Linked DNA regions of Homo sapiens: region 2 is linked to region 1. A link is an interaction called in ENCODE POLR2A ChIA-PET data of the cell type or tissue named here. Cell type or tissue: OCI-LY7. All regions are shown on one strand.

Region 1 (8,000 bases):
TAAATCAATCATATGTAGCTGCATCTCAGCACCTGAGAAAACTATTAGCATGCGTTTTCATTTACAAATTAGCACCTATGCATATGTGCTCCTTGGAGGTCACAATCCTCTGAAGGTTAAAATGGAATCACTTTGCCACACCCCAGAATTCTCAGGCCACTCCAAAAATTTTGAAGGTACAACTATACTATTCTCTGTTTGTCATCAGTACATTATGATGGCTCTTCATTGACTTATTTAAGGTGAGCAGACATCATTTACTGAGTCTGTATTACATACCGGGAGCCTTGTCTCCCAGACAAGTATAGTCTTCTGTGCCTCAGTGTTCTCATCGGTAGGATGGGGATGATAATAAAATAACGTATCTTAATGATTTTGCTATGAGAATAAAATGGGCTAACATATGTAAGGAATGTAAAACAGTGGAAGTGGACAGCACATCATAAATGCTATGTAAGTGTTTGCTGGTTTGTTGTTGTTGTTGTTGTTTTGTTTTGTTTGAGACAGAGTTTTGCTCTTGTTGCCCAGGCTGGAGTGCAATGGCACGATCTCAGCTCACCGCAACCTCCGCCTCCTTGGTTCAAGCGATTCTCCTGCCTCAGCCTCCTGAGTAGCTGGGATTACAAGGATGCGCCACCACACCAAGCTAATTTTGTATTTTTTTAGTGGAGGCAGGGGTTCTCCATGTTGGTCACACTGGTCTCGAACTCCCGACCTCAGGTGATCCGCCCAACTCAGCCCCCCAAAGTGCTGGGATTACAGGCGTGAGCCACCACGCCTGGCCAAGTGTTTGCTGTTATTAACATCAACAGAGCCACTCTGCAAAATTGCTCTTCTTTCAGATAACTGACTCCCCCAGGGACAGAGTATTACTTTAGATTCAAGCCCAGTCTATATGAATCTATAATCATAAATTTTGCTCTTTTCTCCTAATTTCTAATCAAAGGGTTAATTATAAGACTGGGCTAGAAAAACATGTTTGACACTAAGCCACAACATTTGGAGGATTGTGGAGGGAGAACTCCTCCTGGTGTAAATCAATTCCAAATCAAAATAAGCCAAGAAGGGCTTGAAGATCAAGAGACAGTCAATGGCCAGGCACAGTGGCTCATGACTGTAATTCCAGAAATTTGGGAGGCCGAGGCAGGAGGATCACTTGAGGCTGGGAGTTTGAGACTAATGTGGGCAACAAAGCAAGACCCCATCTCTTAAAAAAAAAAAAAAAAGAGGCAGCCAGGGATGAATACATACAGGTCTATCCACGTCTGTGTGCCTCCCAGAAAGAGTTTAGGAATGCGGGCTCAGATGTCTAAGCAGTGAAAGTAGTAAGTACTGGCCAAACAACGCAGACCAACGAGGGGATGAAGCCTGACCACTAGAGAAAGGGACCAGAGGTTAACAAAAAGACCCTCCGGGAGAGGAGGTGTCTTGGGGAAAACAAAAACGGAGCTCCACCCAAAGACAGGGCACCTGCAAAGGCACAGCAGCACCATAAAGGTATTCACAGTTGCAGGAACCCAAAACACTGGTCACCAGACACATGTTCACACCTCTTCCCTATCACGGCCCCAAGGGAAGCAGAGGCCAGCAAGGAGTGGAGATGAGAAGTGACAAGCTTCTCCAGCATCCTGCAAACAGATATCCCATACCAAGGATAAAACGTACGTGCTCAGCCCAGGGTGAGGTCAAGCATACAGAGGTACCTCTCAGACTTAATTATCCTGATCTAGGTAGTAACAATTTGAAATGGAACCTGCAGTCCATCCTGCCACGTAAGCCACACAAATCTACCCACACATGACCCATAAAAGTGAACTTAAAATACCAGCCTGTCTTTGTCCCATGACTCAGGAACAACTTGCCCCACAGTGTTACACCAACAAACCACATTCCCCATCCAAACTCTTCCTTCTGTGATGTTGAACTCTACCTCCTATATTAATCCTTCTGAATTTAGTAGTTGCACAATTCTTCCCAAAAGCCAAAACCACTATCCTGTCCCCAACCTCAAAAAACGAGCTGGACCTCAGCTTTCTTTCCAATGACAGATGACTGGGATGCAGGCCAGGCATAGTGGCTCACACCTGTAATCCCAACAATGGGAGGCTGAGTCAGGCAGATCAACCAAGCCCAGGAGTTCGAGACCAGCCTGAGCAACATGGTGAAAACCTACTTCTACAAAAAATGAAAATAATTAGCTGGACGTGGTGGCACATACCTGTAGTCCCACCTACTTGGAGGCTGAGACAGGAGGATCACTTGCACCCAGGACGCGGAGGTTACAGTGTGCCGATATCGTAACACTGCACTCCAGCCTGGGCAACAGAGCCAGGCCCTGTCTCAAATAAATGTTTAAAAAAAAAAAAAAAAAAAAGACTAGGCTACACCTGTAAGCCTTGATAGCATAGTCAAGTAGGCCTAACCCATGAGAAGACAAGATGGACTCAACAACAGGCGTCATTAATGAGAAAAAAGGAGCTGCTTCCTGTAAACTGGAGCAATACAAAAGATTGTTTTATAATCCCAAAACAGAGTCACATAAGCAGTATTCTGCCAAGCACTTAAAATTCTGAGAGAGGGAGGGGGAGCGGGGAAGCCCACACAAAACCAGTCAGATTTCGTGTTTATTTGACCAGCTTCATCTATTGTGTAGACACCCATGGTGGGGCTCTATTTCCTGATGGGGAAGCAGAAGTGGGGAGACACAGCCACCATCTTGGGTACCCCTAGAGCAGAGGTGAGAAATTGTGAGTTAAATGAGGTCTGAACCAAGGGTTTTTGCTGCAGGGAAAGAACCTGACCACGAATGTCGATGAGCAGCATGTGCAGCCTCCAGGAAACAGAGCATGCACAGCCCAGCGAGAATTGCTGGCACACTCAGAAAACGCTTCCTTAGCTCTGTGCTATCCAACCTCAGACACTGAAACCCAGGAACTCAGGTTCACCTTGCTGATCAAGGTGAAGGCACAGTGCGTGAAATACAAACTTCCCTCCCACACTTGGAAGATTTCCATGGGAAAGGTGAATATGCACAAGCAAGCACTGTGATGTGAGCCACCCCAAACCTACCAACTCCAGCTCACTGCAGGAAAAGTAAAGAAAAAGAGTATTCGTCCAGAAGGACAGAGAACCACCCACTAAAATCAACAAGTAATCACAGATCTACTTGCAGCAGCTACCTGAAACAACAGTCAGCTGAGCTGGGCCCTCTCCTGGACGCGCTTCTCTCCAGGGTCCTTAAACAAAAGGACCTCTAACATTGGAGGACCCAAGAGAGGATTTCGGGAGCTGTAGGTTCTGCTCAAGATAAGCTAAAACTTTTCCCCTTTCTATCCATCGCTCAGTTTATAATGAAGCAAGGCATTTCATGTACTTCAGAAAAGAAGGAATACATCCCTTGGCAGAAGAGATTATTTACTAGAAGAGGTCAGCTGAAGAGTAACACTAGGCATGACAGCAAGAGGTGCCCCTCAGCACAGTTGTGGACCAGGCCAGACCCCAGTTCAAACTGCACCCCCACCCCCAGTACAGCTCACCAAGCCAACTGCTGTCCAGATGCACACACCTGAAAATTCAGACCTACATTTGCTACAACTTATGGAAGGTGACATGGTACAGTGGCAAAGTCCAGGCATTATAGATGTGAAAGCTTAGATCCAAATCCTATTAACTCAGCTGCCAAGTGAGGGTGGTAAAACCTTAAAAACAGGTATTTCAAAAGAATTAAGGTAAAAATTTTTAGCACAATATTATCTAGGCTAAGGTCAGTTCTTCCTAACGGAAGAGACAGATTACATAGCTTCAAAGAAGGACTTCTAATAGTCACAGGCTTTATTATGGAATGGAGTTTACTATTTTTATTATAGGCCGAATGCTTATGTTTATTAATTTTGAATTTTTTTTCTTGGAGTCAGGGCTTACTTACGCTGTTCACCTTTTTTTTTTTTTAAAGACTAACAAAACTAAATGAAAAGCTATGACCGTGGCTAGTTCCATTTCCTGATGGTACGTGTCTCTCTCACACTCTCATTCAACATTCAAAGAACAGAAAGAACTTCCGCTTTTAGTGAAGCTAGACAGGATTTATACCTCTTGCCTGTCTGAAAGAACTAAAAATCCACACAAAACAACGGCCACCATATAGCAACATACTGTGATCCCTGACGGATGGAAAACAAATGATCCCTCCAGCTCACTGCCCTGAGAGAATGTCCAGGCTGCAGCAGTTACGGAAAGGGCAAGCAGAGCCGGGGTTGAGAAACACAAGGGGAGGCCAAGGTGATATAATGTGTAAGGCAGAGCACAGCAGAGGCCAGAGCCACACAGACAACAATGGAATCTGCCAAAGGCGCTCCTCATGTCTTCCGCTGAGTACTAACAAGCACATTTGTGTTAGGAAGCTACCCAAGAGAAAGTATTTCCAGAAAGGATTAGCAGGAACAGTATCCAAATTGTAAAAGCACCAGGAATAGTGCCCATTCTTACTAGCCTACATGGTAAACATAATCCATAGGACATCAAGTAAAATACTCGTAAGGGTTTTTGCCTGAGTAGCAGGGAAACAATGCCTCACAGTAAACACTGCTTTGGCCCTACCTAACCATGCTTGAAACCAAGATCCAAACAGATCAAACTGTTCCCTAATAATCAGATCTCAGAACAATGCTCAAGAATATGTAGAGAAATACGAACATTTCCCACAGCCAGAGAAAAATTTAGTGTCTGTCAAGTAATAAAAAGCTACCAGACATGCAAAGATGCAGGAAAATATGACTGATGAGGAGGAAGATTAATCAATCAAAACTGTTTTGTAAATAATGGAAGACAAAAATAGCACATATACTCAAATATCTCTTGTAACTGTACTCCACATGTTCAAGAAACACCAAAGAATAAGCATATTACTAGAGACACTGAAGATTATGGAAAGACCAAAATCTAACTTCTTTTTTTTTTTTTTATGGAGTCTTGCTCTGTCACCCAGGCTGTAGTGCAGTGGTGTGATCTTGGCTCACTGCAACCTCCGCCTCCTGGGTTCAAGCAATTCTCCTGCCTCAGCCTCCTGAGTAGCTGGGATTACAGATGCGCACCACCACGCCCAGCTAATTTTTGTATTTTTAGTAGAGACAGGGTTTCACCATGTTGGCCAGGAAGGTCTTGAACTCCTGACCTGGTGATCCACCCGCCTCGGCCTCCCGAAGTGCTAGGATTACAGGCGTGCCCAGCTGTAACTTCTAAAATATAATAACAATGTCTGAGATAAAAGATATATTCAATAGTCTTACCAGCAGATTTAGGGTATAAACTATCTAAAATGCAACATACAGATCAAAAAAGGAACAAAACACATGAGCTATGGGACAACTTCAGAGTAATATATATGAAAATTAGGTCCCCAAAGGGGAGACGAATGCACACGAAAATATTTGAAATAATAATGGCTCTAATTTTTCCATAGTAAATGAAATCTACAAACCTAATACACTCAATGAATCTCAAACTCTGGAAATAAAAACTGCCAAGGCACATCGTATCAAATTGCCTAAAACCAGTAAGGGATTCAAAAGAAAATTGTGGTAAATGATTGCTCCTACAAAGCTATGAAAATAACAACAGGATTCTCATCAGAAATGATGCACATCGGGACAGTGGGGCAGTGTCACTGAAGTACTGATGGTGAATGACTATTAACCTAAAATTTTATACCCAGCAAAAATATCTATAAGAAATGAAGGTGTATTTTGTATAACTGCATGTAATTCTACAATTATCATAAAAGTATTTTTTTAATGTGGGTGAAATGAGATCTTCCCAGACATACAAAAGCTGAATGATCAACAGCAGACCTAATGTTAGAAATGTTAAAATCCTTCAAGCAAAAGCAAATGCAAATGATACTAGAAACAAAAATGGCAACTACGTAGATAACTTGAAACAGAAGATAGGCGAGATTTACCCATATTTACTTTATATTTACTTCCACATCTTTTGTGTTCAAAACTGCCACATCATAATCTATTACTCAATTTTTCTTTACTTTCTGTAGTAGAGAGTACATTTCACCCATGATAACTCTAAAGTTGAAAATTAAACTAGTACTTCTCTTATTTATAAAATATATCTCCAGGTTGTAAGAACAAAATAAACTCCAAATAACCTGATCAGTGGAAGCTTCTAAATATAAATCAAGGGTTAAGAGAAATGTTAAGCCTTTTGCTGATTGTTTTGCTTTCACTTTTTTGCATTTAATAGTAAATTATACTACTAATTTATTTTTGATACAGGAATGAGTAAAAACTAGGCACTTATTTAATATAATTCCAATTATTAAGGATGCTCACTTTGAATAATCCCAATTCATGCATGCTATCAAGAAGATTCGTATACATTTGGGCTTATCTTCCTTTCAAACTCGAAGTAAATAAAAGTATTTTATACCATCAAAGTAACTCAGACCAAAAAGAATAAGGAACACAGTCGTGCAGACAATGTAGCTGTGAATATCATACCTGTTAAAAGCCTGAGAGAATTCTCACCACTTTCAACATGTCTTCATATCCAGAGGCATGTCATATCTCAGAGTACACTGAGTTATGAAATCCATACACTTCCAATGATTCTTTACATTCAAAATTCAATCTAATAGGACAAACAGTGTTTAAACTAAGTCCTATTGGATCGAAAGCCTAACTAAAATACAGCAGCTCCTTGTTTAACAAAAAAGTTACATCCCTTTAGAGACAGAGTCGGTACTTCTGTACTAGTTAAATAGAAACTCTTAAGAGTTTTTATTTTAAAGTCTGTTAGTACACAAAAAGCAATATACCCTTCTAAAGAATATAGTTGACCGGGCACAGTGGCTCATATGCCTGTAATCCCAGAACTCTGGGAGGACGAGGCGGGCGATCACGAGGTTAGGAGATAGAGACCATCCTGGCCAACATGGTGAAACCGTCTCTACTAAAAATACAAAAATTAGCCAAGTGTGGTGGCATGCACCTGTAGTCCCAGCTACTCAGGAGGCTGAGGCATGGAATGGCTTGAACTCGGGAGGGCGGAGGGTGCAGTGAGACGAGATCATGCCACTGCACTCCAGCCTGGCGACAGAGCAAGACTGTCTTACCAAAAAAAAAAAAAAAAAAAGAGGAATATAGTTAACAAGAGATCCCAACACTAAACATTAGGGTTCTGGGTCTCTCCCTAAGGTGAAGCAATGACTAATGCATGAGCAGCCACGATGGAATCTCCTCACCCCACCACTCTTGCCTGCTCCATTCAGGCAAATACTAGGTCGCACCAAGCTCGGCAGAGGAAATTTACAACATACACCACAGGGTCCTTCCCGTGACTCAATAACTTCAAAAGAGGGAGTACCCATACATTTCCATCTGCCTACAGATGGCTGTGGTAGGGCTGACAGAGAGGAAAGATATAAATCATTTGTGTAAATTAAAAACCCTCTGAAACAAGTCAGAGAAGTCTCGAAAGGATGTGCATACTCACATGTAGCAATTCATGTGTCACATATACTGACAATGGCTACTAACATCTAACATACAGAGTACCATTTATACATGAGAATTTTTTATTTATTTATTCGCTTATTTAGTTTTTTTTTGAGACAGAGTCTGGATCTGTCCCCCAGGATGGAGTGTGATGGCACGATCACAGCTAACTGCAACCTCCATCTCCCAGACTCAAACGATCCTCTCATCTCACCCTCCTGTAACTGGGACTACAGGCTCATGTCAACAGGCCCAGCTAATTTTTTTTGTATTTTTTGGTAGAAATGGAGTTTCGCCATATTGCCCACGCAGGTCTCTCCAACTCCTGGATTCAAGTGGCCGGCCGGCCTCAGCCTCCCAAAGTGCTGGGGTTATAGGTGTGAGCCATTGCACCCAACCAATACACCAAAATTCTCTTCAAGAATTAATTTATTCAGGTCACAAAACACCATCAGGCAGTTACTACTGTGATTCACATCTTTCAGATGAGAGAAC
Region 2 (8,000 bases), 190 kb after region 1:
TGCCTGTAACCCCCGCTGCTCGGGAGGCTGAGGCAGGAGAATCACTTGGACCCGCGAGGCAGAGGTTGAAGTGAGCCCGTGATTGTGCCACTGCACTCCAGCCTGGATGACAGAGTGAGACTCCGTCTCAAAAAAAAAAAAAAAACACACACAAAAAAACAAAAATCAGTCGGGTGTGGTGGTACACACCTTTAGTCCCAGCTACCTGGAAGGCTGAGGCAGCAGAATCACTTGAACCCAGAAGGCAGATGTTGCAGTGAGCTGAGAACATACCATTGTACTCTAGCCTGGGCAACAGACAAAACAAAAAACAAAAAACAAAAACCTCCATCTCAAAAAAAAAAAAAAAGTATTAAACTTAGCCAGGCACAAAGGCACAATAGTCACAGCTACTTGGGAGCTGAGGCAGGAGGACTGATCAGTTGAGTCCAGAACTTTGAGGTTGCAGTGAGCTATGATCGCACCACTGCACTCCAGCCTGGGCAACAGAGCAAGACCCTAGCTCTAAAAAAACAAAAAAAGAAACCTCAAAAGAGACAGCCAGACAGACAGATATAAATAGGACACACATTGGTCACAGTTATGCTTTTGGCACTCTGAGTGTTTGAATTGATATTTTTGAAGGTGAGACCAGGGGCCCAGTTGATAGAGTTTGTATCTCCAAAGCATCCTTTGACCCAAAACAGGTAACCTGGAATTCTCTTATCCTAGAAGGCAAGAAAAACCAGAAGGAAGGAGCCACATTTTTGGAAGTTACTATAGAGCAGATCCTTGGAGATTGGAGATTTCGCAAGTCATGTCAGTATGCCTGGGACTGTCCCAGATTTTCCCAGGCCTCAGATGTAAGGGTCATATTCACATTACTTCTACTCTACATCTCCCCACTTACCCAGCAAAGTACCTGTCCCATAGGAGATAAATGCTTGTTAAATAAGTAAATGGGCCAGACCAGGTGGCTCATGCCTATAATCCCAGCACTTTGGGAGGCCAAGGTGGGAGAATCACTTGAAACCCGGAGTTCAAGACCAGCCTGGGTGCCGGGCGCAGTGGCTCACACCTGTAATCCCAGCACTTTGGGAGTCTGAGGCAGGCAGATCACCTGAGGTCAGGAGTTCTAGAGCAGCCTGACCAACATGGAGAAACCCCGTCTCTACTGAAAATACAAAATTAGCTGGGTGTGGTGGCGCATGCCTGTAATCCCAGCTACTCCGGAGGCTGAGGTAGGAGAATTGATAGAATCCAGGAGGCGGAGGTTGCGGTGAGCTGAGATCGCGCCACTGCACTCCAGCCTGGGCAACAAGAGCAAAATTCTGTCTCAAAAAAAAAAAAAAAAAAAAAAACAAACAAACAAACAAAAAAAACCAGCCTGGGCAATGTAGTGAGGCCCCATGTCTTAAAAAAAAAAAAAAAAAAAAAAGTCCAGGTGCAGTGGCTCATGCCTGTAATCCCAGCACTATGGGGTGCTGAGGTGGGTGGATCATGAGGTCAGGAGTTCAAGACCAGCCTGGCCAAGATGGTGAAACCCCATCTCTACTAAAAATATAAAAATTAGCTGGGCATGGTGGCGGGCACCTGTAATCCCAGCTACTCCAGAGGCTGAGGCAGAGAATTGCTTGAACCTGGGAGGCGGAGGTTGCAGTGAACCGACATCATGCAGCACTGCACTCCAGCCTGGGCAACAGAGTGAGACTACATCTCAAAAAAAATAAATTAAGCAGGCTTGGTGGCTCATGCCTATAGTCCCAGCTATTCACGGAGCTAAGGTGGAAGGATCACCTGAGCCTAGAAAGTCAAGGCTGCAGTGAGCCACAATCATGCCATTACACTCCAGCCTGGATGACAGAGCAAGACCCTGTCTCAAAAAATAAATACATACATACATAAATACATAAATTGACATGTGATACTGCCATTTACCATTTTGTTCAAAAATCATTCTCTGCATCTGAGGTACCCTTTCAAATAGGCCAGCTACCAGCAAGGAGTTGCAATTATTGAGGAAGTGAAAATGGTTAACAAGTGGCATTTAAAATATCTCTATTTGGCTTTCCAGCCAGAACTCTTTGTGTGAACTATCCAAAGCGGATATAAAATACTTTTATGTTAGCCAGGCATGGCAGCATACACCCGTAGTTCTAGCTATTCAGGAGGTTGCACCAGAGGGTCCCTTGAGCCCAAGAGTTCGAATCCAGCCTCAGCAACAGACCCTAAAAAAACAAAAACTTGTTGGCCAGGCACAGTGGCTCACGCCTGTAATCCCAGCGCTTTAGGAGGCCTAGGTGGGCAGATCACGAGGTCAGGAGATGGAGACGATCCTGGCTAACATGGTGAAACCCTGCCTCTCCTAAAGATACAAAAAATTAGCTGGGCATGGTGGCATGCACCTGTAGTCCCAGCTACTCGGGAGGCTGAGGCAAGAGAATCCCTTGAACCCAGGAGGCGGAGGTATCAGTGAACTGAGATCACGCCACTCCACTCCAGCCTGGGTGACATAGTAAGACTCTGTCTCAAAAAAAAAAAAAATTATTTTTTGTAGAAACAGGTCTTGCTATATTGTCCAGGCTGGTCTCGAACTCCTGGGCTCAAACAGTCCTCTCACGTTGGCATCCCAAAGTTGGAGGATGGCAGACCTGAGCCACCATGCCCAGCTTTTCAAACATTTTCAATACAAAATGTGAATCTAAAATTCAAGATGAGGATAGATATATTCAGCTGACAAATGATACCTGTCTTCTGCTGTTGGATTGAATTGTTCCCCCCAAAAATTCGTATGTTGAAGTCATAGTCCCCAGTACCTCAGAATATGACTGACTTTGGAAATAGAGTCTGTAAAGAGGTAATTAAGTTAAAATGAGGTCATATGGGTGAGCTTCAACCTGAGATGACTGGTGTCCTTATAAGAGGAGTCGATTGAGTGCGGTGGCTCACATCTCTAATCTCAATGCTTTGGGAGGCAGACTGGGGAGGATCGCTTGAGCCCAGCAGTTTGAGACCAACCTAGGCAAATAGTGAGACCCCAATCTGTACAAAAAAATTAAAAATTAGCCCCACATGGCCGGGCGCGGTGGCTCATGCCTATAATCCCAGCACTTTGGGAGGCTGAGGCGGGTGGATTGCCTGAGCTCAGGAGTTCAAGACCAGCCTGATCAACATAGAGAAACGCTGTCTCTACTAAAAATACAAAATTAGCCAGATGTGGCAGCAGGTGCCTGTAAGGCAGCAGGTGCTGAGGCAGGAGAATTGCTTGAACCCGGGAGGTGGAGGTTGCTGTGAGCGGAGATTGTGCCCTTGCACTCCAGCCTGGGCAACAAGAGCAAAACTCTGTCTCAAAATAAAAAATTAACTCTACATTACAGTTGGCACACGCCTGTAATCCCAGCTACTTGGGAGGCTGAGGTGGAAGGATCGCTTGAGCCCAGAAGTGCAAGGCTGTAGTGAGCCATGATCACACCACTACACTCCAGCTTTGCTGTGACAGTGAGACCCTGTGTCCAAAAAAAAAAAAAAGGCCGGGCGCGGTGGCTCAAGCCTATAATTCCAGCACTTTGGGAGGCCGAGGCGGGCGGATCACGTGGTCAGGAGTTCAAGACCAGCCTGGCCAATATAGTGAAACACCGTCTCTACTAAAAATACAAATACAAAAATTAGCTGGGCATAGTGGAGCATGCCTGTAGTCCCAGCTACTCGGGAGGCTGAGGCAGGAGAATCACTTGAACCCGGGAGATGGAGGTTATGGTGAGCCGAGATTGCACCACTGCACTCCATGCTGGGAGACAGAGGGAGACTCCGCCTCAAAAAAAAAAAAAAAAAAAAGAGAGAGAGATTAAGACATAGACACGAAGAGGGAAGAGCTTATAAGGACACAGGAAGAAGACAGCCAGCTTTAGTGAAAGGGACAGGCTCTAAGAGAAACCAATCCTTCTGACACCTTGATCTCAGACTTACAGCTTCCAAAACTGTGAGGAAATAAATTTTTGTTGTTTAAGTCACCACATCAGCTAGGCGAAATGGCTCACACCTGAAATGCCAACACTTTGAGAGGCCGAGGTTAGAGGATCACTTGAGCTCAGGAGCTTGAGACCAGCCTGGGCAACATAGCAAGACCCCATCTCTACAAAAAATGTAAAAGTTATCTGGGCATGGTGGCACCTGTGGTCCCAGCTACTCAGGAGGCTGAGGCAGAAGGATTGCTTGAGCCTCAGAGTTTGAGGCTGCAGTGAGCTATGATTGTACCACCGCAATCCAGCCTGGGAGACATAGCAAGACTCAAATCTTTTTTTTGTTTTTTTTTTTTTTTTTTTGAGACGGAGTCTCACTCTATCGCCCAGGCTGGAGTGCAGTGGCACGATCTTGGCTCACTGCAACATACGCCTCCTGGGTTCACGCCATTCTCCTGCCTCAGCCTCCCAAGTAGCTGGGACTACAGGGGCCAACCACCACGCCCGGCTAATTTTTTTTTTTTTTTTTGTATTTTTTAGTAGAGATGGAGTTTCACCGTATTAGCCAGGATGGTCTCGATCTCCTGACCTCGTGATCCGCCCTCCTCGGCCTCCCAAAGTGCTGGGATTAGAGGCATGAGCCGCCATGCCCAGCTGTTCCCAAATCTTTTTTAAAAAGGTTTTTTTAGCCCCACATTTTAAAATAAAGAAGCAGACCAGGCACAGTGGCTCATGCCTGTAATCCCAGCACTTTGGGAGGCTGAGGTGAGTGGATCACTTAAGGTCAAGAGCTGGAGACCAGCCTGGCCAACATGGCAAAACCCCATCTCTACTGAAAATAGAAAAATTACCTGGGCCTGGTGGCATGCACCTGTAATCCCAGCTACTTGGGAAGCTGAGGCAGGAGAATCGCTTGAACCCGGGAGGTGGTGGTTGCAGTGAGCCGAGATCATGCCACTGTACTCCAGCCTGCCAACAGAGCAAGACTCCATCTAAAATTAATAATAAGTAAATATAATAAAAATATAAGTAAATATATAAAAATATAATAATAAGTAAAATAAAGAAGCAGCGAAGGTATTTCATTTTGCTGATTTAGTAGATGAGTTTATACTATATTTTAAAAGAACAACTCAAATTTTTATAACACTTGACAATAATTTGAAAAACCAACCATGAGCCATGCATGGTGGCACATGTCTGCCGTCCCAGCTACTCAGGAGGCTGAGACAAGAGGATTTCTTGAGCTCAGCTTGGGCAGCATAGAGAAAGTCTGACTCTAAAACTTTTTTATTTTTTTTTTGAGACAGGATCTCACTCTGTCACCCAAGCTAGGGTGCTGTGGTGAGCTCATGGCTCACTGCAGCCTGGATCTCCTGGGCTCTAGTGATCCTCACCTCACCCTCCAGAGTAGCTGGGACTACAGGTGCGTGCCACCATGTGTAGCTAATTTTTTTTTTTTTTTGAGACGGAGTCTCGCTCTGTCGCCCAGGCTGGAGTGCAGTGGTGCCATCTCAGCTCACTGCAAGCTCGGCCTCCCAGGTTCACGCCATTCTCCTGCCTCAGCCTCCCAAGTAGCTGGGACTATAGGCGCCTGCCACCTCTCCCGGCTAAGTCTTTGTATTTTTAGTAGAGACGGGGTTTCACCATGTTAGCCAGGATAGTCTCGATCTCCTGACTTCATGATCCGCCTGCCTCGGCCTCCCAAAGTGCTGGGATTACAAGCGTGAGTCACCGTGCCTGGCCTTTTGCTGTTGTTGTTGTTGTTGTTTTGTTTTTTTTTTGTTTGAGACAGAATCTCGCTCTGTCACCCAGGCTGGAGTGCAGTGGCACAATCTCGGCTCACAGCAACCTCTGCCTCACGGGTTCAAGCAATTCTCCTGCTTCAGCCTCCTGAGTAAGTGGGATTACAGGTGCCGGCCACCACATCTGGCTAATTTTTCTATTTTTAGTACAGACTGGTTTCTCCATGTTGCCCAGGCTGGTTTTGCACTCCTGACCTCAAACGATCCACCAGCCTCAGCCTCCCAAAGTGCTGGGATTAAATTAGCCTGGCATGGTGGTGTGCGCCTGTAATCCCAGCTACTTGGGATGCTGAGGCAGGAGAATTGCTTGAACCTGGGAGGTGGCAATTGCAGTGAGCCGAGATCGCGACACTGCACTCCAGCCTGGGCAACAGGAGTGAGACTCCATCTCAAACAAAACAAAACAAAACAAAACAAAGTGTTGGGATTACAGGCATGAGCCACCATGCCCAGCCTAATGTTTTAATTTTTTTTGTAGAGATGGAGTCTTGCTATGTTGACCAGGCTGGTCTCAAACTTCTGGGCTCAAGTGATTCTCCTGCATCAACCTCCCAAAGTGCTGGGATTACAGGTGTGAACCACTGTACCAGGCCTGTAAAAAAAATTTTAAAAGCAAACAGCCTAGTTTTGATTTGCTAGGAACTTTCTGGTATTAGCACTGAAAGCCCTACATTCCAGAAATTTCAGTCCTGGGCATACCAGTGAGGTTAGTCACCGTAGCTTGGAAAGACATTTGAGACTGCAAGTTGCATGAGGGCAAAGCCTTTGTTTCATTCTTTTCTCTTTTTTTTTGAAACAGAGTCTCATTCTGTCGCCCAGGCTGGAATGCAGTGGCGCGATCTGGGCTCACTGCAACCTCCGCCTCCCAGGTTCAAGAGTTTATTTTGCCTCGGCCTCCCGAGTAGCTGGGATTACAGGTGCATACTCCCACACCTGGCTAATTTTCATACTTTTAGTAGAAATGGTTTCACCAGGTTGGCCAGGCTGGTCTCAAACTCCTGACCTCAGGTGATCCACCTGCCTCGGCCTCCCAGGGTGCTCAGATTACAGGCGCCACTGTGCCGGCCTCTTTGTTCCATTCTTGGCTGTGCATCCAATGAAGGGCAGAACAAGCTCTCAATAAATATTTTCAGAATGACTGAATCAATCAATGTCCTCTGAAATAAGGCTGCTGTCTTCATACCCATTTCTCTGAACACTTGGAAGCAAAGGCACATAAATTACAGTTACCAAGTGCCGTCCCTGCCATGCATTCGGACTCTGATCCAAAGTGGTGAGTTTACAGACATGAGCCACCACACCCAGCCCCTGCATCTGATCTCTGATCCACCAAGAAGACTTTCTCCACCTGAGTTACCTTTCCAGGACTCCCAGGAAATTCTTTCAATTCTTGGTCACTCTTAACCAAAAGCGTAACTCCCACCTTAGACCTGGAGGCGAATCCTTAAAAGCTGTGATTTTAAAGCCAGCTGTAGTGGAGAGTCGGGGTGGGGGGGTGGCACAACTTCCAAAATCCAAGGTTAATAGGCTGTGAATTGCCACTTTCTTTGCTCATTGTCTGTGCTTCAACAGTTCCTTTAACCTACTGTCATTCAGCTTGGGGAGGAGAAGAAAGTAGGAATGGCACCAGCTGCAAGGGAGAGGCTGACAACAATGCTCTCCCCTCCCCTCGCCCCCCACTCCCACCCCGCTTGTCCCCCCAAAGCACCAGGCATTCAGTTATACAGTATATATTTATACAGCCTACCCAATGCGAATTCAAATTTATTTCCAAGTCATTAGGGCCAATTACTCACCTTTGGGCCCTGTAATATCATTTGTTTCCTGCCAAACCGAATGTTTTTCCTGTCGCAAATATGATAAATCCTGCATAGTGACGTTCAATCATGTTTAAACTGATTCAGATTGTGGTAGGAATTGGGTTGTATGCATGGATGGACTAAGTCATGAAATGTAGACCTCATGGATGATTATTTTAATTTGAGAATAATTCAGTCCTATGGAGGAGAATTGGCTTACTCAGAAGGTCCTACTATGAATACCGGTACTACTTATTTCCATTAATTTGGCCACGACTTGAAAGAATGCAAATTTTTTTCCCTTATTTTTGCCATTAAGGACTCAATTTGCTTTCTTCTCTAGCTTTCAAAAATATATTGAATTCAGCCGGGCACAGGGGCTCACACCTGTAATCCCAGCACTTTGGGAGGCCAAGCAAGGTGGATCACCTGAGGTCAGGAGTTCGAGACCAGCGTGG

Evidence for each region. ChIA-PET counts read pairs that join two places held together with the same protein. Peaks named below come from ENCODE experiments on the same cell type or tissue, not always from the same donor. Only the 100,000 strongest peaks of a DNase experiment are listed, where the experiment ranks them.
Region 2: POLR2A ChIA-PET joins it to region 1 with 6 read pairs; 13 of 35 experiments call an interaction of 5 or more read pairs at or near these places.

Annotation. Positions count from the first base shown.
Region 1 is chr6:15,417,360-15,425,359 of GRCh38, reverse strand. All of the region lies in intron 3 of JARID2 (jumonji and AT-rich interaction domain containing 2), which reads right to left. Among named protein-coding and RNA genes, the nearest start is that of DTNBP1-AS1, 120 kb to the left of the region's middle. RefSeq lists an enhancer at 2,801-2,860. In OCI-LY7, no CTCF peak of the experiment used is centred here; a DNase peak (open chromatin) is centred at 4,019.
Region 2 is chr6:15,227,049-15,235,048 of GRCh38, reverse strand. No RefSeq gene overlaps it. Among named protein-coding and RNA genes, the nearest start is that of JARID2-DT, 14 kb to the left of the region's middle. In OCI-LY7, no CTCF peak of the experiment used is centred here; a DNase peak (open chromatin) is centred at 2,048; H3K4me3 peaks cover 358 bases; H3K27ac peaks cover 673 bases.